2 separate regions of the Mus musculus genome follow, and region 1 is linked to region 2. Evidence: chromatin loops called from intact Hi-C (ENCODE). Cell type or tissue: left cerebral cortex. All regions are shown on one strand. Each heading gives the region's core, and the rest is flanking DNA. Links, peaks and the distances in the headings are about the cores only.

The links. Peaks named below come from ENCODE experiments on the same cell type or tissue, not always from the same donor. Only the 100,000 strongest peaks of a DNase experiment are listed, where the experiment ranks them.
Region 1: it touches region 2 in a loop (8-fold over the local background); 2 of 42 quality-filtered maps call a loop at or near these places.

The regions. Positions count from the first base shown.
Region 1 is chr15:83,911,814-83,914,722 of GRCm38, reverse strand. Efcab6 (EF-hand calcium binding domain 6) reads left to right here. Exons shown (of 32, transcript NM_029946.4): 22 at 1,027-1,145. Among named protein-coding and RNA genes, the nearest start is that of Gm41372, 54 kb to the right of the region's middle. In left cerebral cortex, for the core only: a CTCF peak has its summit at 1,480 (motif pointing right); a DNase peak (open chromatin) is centred at 1,495.
Region 2 is chr15:83,855,928-83,858,836 of GRCm38, reverse strand. Mpped1 (metallophosphoesterase domain containing 1) reads right to left here. Exons shown (of 7, transcript NM_172610.3): 7 at 363-2,589. The coding sequence ends at 2,471. It overlaps Gm41370 (a long non-coding RNA gene), which reads left to right and starts at 2,688. Exons shown (of 7, transcript XR_003951468.1): 1 at 2,688-2,909. In left cerebral cortex, for the core only: a CTCF peak has its summit at 1,528 (motif pointing left); a DNase peak (open chromatin) is centred at 1,512.

The DNA.
Region 1 (2,909 bases), core at 252-2,751, 56 kb before region 2:
GCAGTTCACACTTCGTTGGTGATTAAGGAGACCAGACATCTTTTCATTTGGCTCTTCCTTCGTCGGGCTGTCTGTGAGATGCTTGCTGGGCTCTTTTTGCTTTTGCTATCCCACCTCGACCTCAGTGAAGTTCTTCTCCTGTTTTCCTCAAGGGATCAGAGCCAACCTTCACATTGAGATGAGGACCAGGTGTGTACCGTGGGCATGCCTGCCTTCAGCTCTTCTGCAGGGCGATCAGGTGTCCCTGGTCCACCTTTCCCTCAGTACCAGCAGCTCCATCTCCACCCTACATCCTTCCCACAGAGCCTGTGAATACTTCATCTGACCAATGGTCAGTTTTTCTGTCCTGGTCCCGGTTGTATACCCATCTAGTTGCTGTAACTTATGAATGCACCTTAATAAATTTTGCTGTGCTCAAGATCGAACCCAGGCCCTAGTGTAAATATAGTCAGATGCTCCCTTGCTGGGCTGCTTCTCCAGCCTTTATGGATACATCTGGCTAGCTGGTTCCATTAAAAATATTAAATGTTGGGGAGAGAACACAGTTGGTACCCGCTTAACAGGTATGGTGGCATACGCCTATAATCCCAGCACTCAGAGGCAGAGGCAGGTAAATATCTGGGAGTTTGAGAACAATCTGGCCTAGACCATCCAGGGCTGCATAGTGAGACCCTGTCTCCAAACAAACAAACAAACAAACAACCATAAATACCTAGGACCCACATTTTAAAAAGCCAGGCATGGTGGTCCATGTTTGTGATCTCAGTGCCTGGGGGACTTGTGGTCAGGATGATCCCTGGGGTTAGCTCAGGGAGCCTCACATCCCATCTCAAAAACATAAGGCAAACAGCACCTTGGCATGGGACCCGAGCTTGACCTCTGGCCTCTCACACGTGCGTGCTCCTACACCCCCATACCTCAGACACGGAAAGACTTACAACCACATAGAGAAGTACCTTAGAGTGTTCCAAAAGCCGTGGACAGTCTCCAGGTCTGTACATCACTGAATACCATCTTCTGTTGTAGAATTTCATAGAAACGGATAATGAGGGCAACGGCATCCTCCGGCGAAGGGACATCAAGAACTCGCTCTATGGCTTTGACATCCCCCTCACCCCAAGAGAATTTGAGAAGCTTTGGCAAAAGTAAGTGTTGTCAGTAACAGGGCTGCTCTTGTGTGTCTGGCCAATTCAGTGCAATTTCTCACCAGGGTCTCGGGGGACTCGGGGCTTGCAGATGGGTTTCTTTGGTTGCATCCGATCCCATGTCCTCCTCCCTCCTTCCTGGTAGAAGTGCAGCTGTGGGTGGACACGCTGGACCTCAGGCTTCTGAAGAAGTGGGTATCCCAGCAGCAGTACCAAGCGAAGATGTTTACAGAGGTCATAGTTCAGGCCCTGCTTACTCTGCAGCAGATCTCAGGGTTCTCCTTCAGCAGAGGTGGCAGAGGCAGAGGCAGTCTGGCCCATGCCAGGAGGTGGCAGTCGCTGCTGCCAAAGTTGTTCATTGAGGAAATAAGCTCACCATGACAACTTGGAGCAGTTTCCCAGGGTGCTCTTAAACCGAACAGGATTTGATGTAAGGGCCATTTTTTTCAAATACATTTTAGACTTAGCTAATTTGAACCAGGTCCCATCATGATATCTCCGTGTGATGATGCCTAAGTCTCCGGTATGTTAACAGTGTGGTGAGCTCTGAGCTAATAGTGCAGTGAGCTGTAAGCTAACAATATGAGCTAACAGTGCCGTGAGCTCTGGGCTAACAGTGCAGTGAGCTATAAGCTTAGGGTTCTGATTCTATCTTTGAATGGCCTCTTTCTTCAGTACGTGGTGATCGACCCTCAGGTTCCCAGGAGGCATGCATCAGTGTTTGCACACTCACTGGGGTCGTGATCACTGAGTGACACCTTCCACTTTCTGACTTTCCCCCGCCTCCATGCAAGGCTTCTAACATGTAGAAACAAAGATGTCAGAAGAGCTGAAAGCCTAAAGGGGACCATGTTACTTAGGGACCAGGAGGAGCCAAGGAGGAGGAACCGGGGAAGGAGGGGCTACTCAGTCCCAAACTCAACCCCACACTCTAGTGTCAGGGTCCAGGGGAAATCAGGGTGGGTGCTTTTTACAGATCAGAAAGTGGTCTCCACCCCAGCATGAGCCATATCTGGGTGCTGCCCCAGAAACTGCTAGAGTTCCAGCTGTCAGTGAGCAGGAGCTGCCACCACCACTGTCCCAGCAGGACTCTCGAGCTCACCTGCCATCCATTGGTCTGGATCACCCTCCCTGGAATGGCAGAGTGGGACAGAGGGGTCGTGCATAAGGATGAACAGGGAGAGTCGTGGGAGGGTGTCACTTTCCAGGACAGCTGCTGCTGGAAGCCAGGTGTGGTGGCAGTTTGAATAGGTATGTCCCTCATAGACTCAAGTGTTTGAATGCTTGGCCCATACGGAGTGGCACTATTAGGAGATGTGGCCTTGTTGGAGGACATGGGTCACTGTGGAGGTGTGGCTTTGAGGTCTCCTATGCTCAAGCTCTACCCAGTGTGGAATCCAGTCTCCTCCTGGCTGCCCAAGGATCAAGATGTAGAACTCTCAGCATCTCCTCCAGCACCATGTCTGCCTGGATGTTGTCATGTTTCCTGCCATAACAATAATGGACTGAACCTCTAAAACTGTAAGCAGTCCTCAGTTAAATGTCCTTTATAAGAGTTGCTTTGGTCACGGTGCCTGTTCACAGCAATTGAAGCCTAACTAAGGTATAAATTGGTAGCAGGGACTGAGGTATTGCTGTGATAGGTCTGACCATGCTGTTGTTTGAAGGAATGTAGATTTGGGCACTTTTGATTAGGAAATCATGCTTTAAGTGGGGTATAGTGGAGCATACCAGTAGGAACATGGGAGACAGTGATGTTGGGGG
Region 2 (2,909 bases), core at 218-2,717:
GCTAGCAATAAATGGTAGAAGTTTTGTAGCTGGGAGCGACTTTGAGACCAGGATGCTGCTCTTAGGCAACCCATGAACCTTTTGCCTTCCTATGGCTGGGTTGGCCATGTCATATTCAGGAAAACCCAGCACTTCGGCCACACCACAATGCTTTGTTTAGAAGCTCAGACATCCAGTCCTGCCCATGATGTCTGTAGTCCCTGTGCCCATGAGGGGTGGGATGGGGTGAGACAAGCAGAGAGTAGTCACATGGGGGGGGTCTTTAGCCACTAGGTCTTGGAGTTCTTCCTCCCTCTGCCCCCTCATAACTCAGGGACACACCCACAGGACGAGCAGCCAGATGGACTTAGCCTTTTCTTTTTACAAAGACTTTATTGTCTGACATGCTTGACAAAAAAAATTACAGCCACAATCAAGTTATGCCAAAATGATTGAGGAGCAGGCCGCCATCTTTCAAATCTTGAGGACTTCCAATGAATTTTCTCTTCAAGACAGCTGCCTCCACAGCTTTTCTTCTCCACATAAAAATATGCCGCATTCTGAAGATGCCCTAGGAAAATTTTTTTAAGTTTATAGTTCTTGGTCCATATAGAAACTGTGGAGCTGAGAAAGCACATGGGAGATGTATTTTTCTCTGCCCCAAACACGCCATGCATCTGAGGCACCGAAGAGAGACCTTGTAAAATGTCCCACACACCAGGACCACTTGGCCCAAGCAAGATTCCTGCAGCCCTGTGTCCTGTGGGGCACAGTTGCCCCTGGCCAACGTAGGGCACCAAAGGTGGCCTGGGAATGCATCCCAGAGCCCAGCTCACTCACCCGCAGAGAAAGAATTGGGAGTGGGCCTCACAGGATGCTGGGATGCTGAGCCAAAAGCTCAGGATTCCTGATGGTCTGAGGGACTCGAGGTTGAGAATGAACAAGAGCCAGTTTTGAAAAGGACCCTTCCAAATGAAGCGAGACTCTCCACCCAGGCCCTGCTTTGCAGGGAGAGAACTCCAGTGGTGATGGGAAGGGTGTGAGGCCAGAGATGGAGGCCCAAATCCCACTGCTGCCCCCTTTGTGCTGTGCATCCTCAGGCAAGTGACCTCTCCTCTCAGTGGACTCATCTCTGTAACAGGGCAAGAGTACCTACCTTGCAGGAATGTCTGTAGATAAAACAAAATTATACCGAGTAAAGGTACCAGGATATCTGGTCCCCAAGGCTGGAACCAGGCCAAGCAAGTGAGGCCCTCGTGTCTGATGCATGACATAAAGGGTGTAAAACATCAAGAGTCGGGACAAATAATACTATTTTAGTGACATGTTACTAAGAATCGGAATGAGTGCAAAAAAGAGTCCACAAAGAACAAATATGGGCATTTTAAATAGACAGTGATGGACTCTGCCTCCCCCTGACTCAGGGCCCGCTGGCTCTGTCCTCTGCAGATGGGTTCACCCAGGCCTAGCTCAAGAAAGGCTGCAGCCAGAGGTGGAGCTGCCATCAGCACCCGGGGTGGCTCTGTAACTGCGCCACCTCCCGGTTACTGGTGGTACTGACAAGCTTCCTGGAACCCTCGGAAGGAAAAATCAATCACATGGAGGATGGAGCTCGTTGTAGATGCTAACAACCTGGTTAGGTTTGGAGAAGCACACACATGCCACAGACATGGGGCATGTACATGACCAGGCATAGGTCTCAGCCCACAGAATCCCCTGGCCATCGTGATCTACAAAGTAGTGTGGTCCCAGATGATCTAAGATGGCCTCACTGTGATGAGTAACCAGCAGGTTCTGGCCACCCAGAAGAACAAAGCTCCCCTCCCCAAATCCAGGTTCTGAGCCAGAAGCTGGAGACACTCAGCCATTGTCCACATTGGCAGCAGGGTCCTGAGGAAGGAATGGGGGACTAAGCCAAGCCATCTGCTCTAGGCCTGGCCGGGGGCTGTCGGAATTCCTGAGATGTCCCTGAACATTCCCAAGACCCATGCACGTAAGGAACAAGTCTATCTCCTTTCCTCCAGCCAGAGAAGAGCTGCCCGAGCCTAGGCCATACACTTCCGCAACCTTGGGGCTCACAAGCCACACACTTGGGTAGCTAGACATCTTGTATAAAACTTCCCAAATTCCATCCGAGAGCAGCGGCTTCTCAAAGCCGGAGGGTGTCTTTCGAACCGAGCTTCTGTCATTTCCCAAGTGAGACAGGGCTGTGAGTGTGTTAGGCTCTAGAAAAAAGGGGCAGATGCACACACAGAACACAGAGATGAGCCTGGTGGCCCTGATGGGACTGTTCAAGGTCCCAGCAGCAGGCGGCAGAAAGCTGACAAAGGCGATTTCTTTTATCCCAAGGATTCTACTCGTTGCTGGCTGGTCCCGAGGCCAAATGGACTGTCCAGGCTGTTCTGCATGGGAGGAAGTGGGTTAGGGGATCCAGGCTCTTGGCCAGACATACAGAGCTGACATGGGTAGGCAGAACTGGAGTGGGTAGCAGTCAGGAGTTCCGGGGTGTGGGCAGGTCGATGACTATGGGGGGATTCACAGGCTGATAGTTCACAGTGCACACCGACGCGTTCACATAGGTGGTGGTCCCGTCTGCCATGACGCCATACCCTGGAAAGTAAGCACGCACCTGTCAGACCATTATCTGGAGCTTTCTGGTGAGTGGCTGTGGCAGCTACAGGTGTTCTGCTATAGCGGGTGGGACATGTCTGGGGCAAGCTACAACAGTTCTCATTCTTGGGTCTTTTTATCTGTCAAGTGGAAGCGATAATAGGTCCTTCTGAGCCTGCCAGGTGGACCAAGTAAGTTCAACGCCCAAATGCAGTGCTTAAGCCAGTGCACATCACAGGAAAAGCACATAGCAAGTCAGTCATCACTATCCTCACATCGTCTTCCTCAGCAGGTGTCATCAGCATGGTCTCTATGGCCAC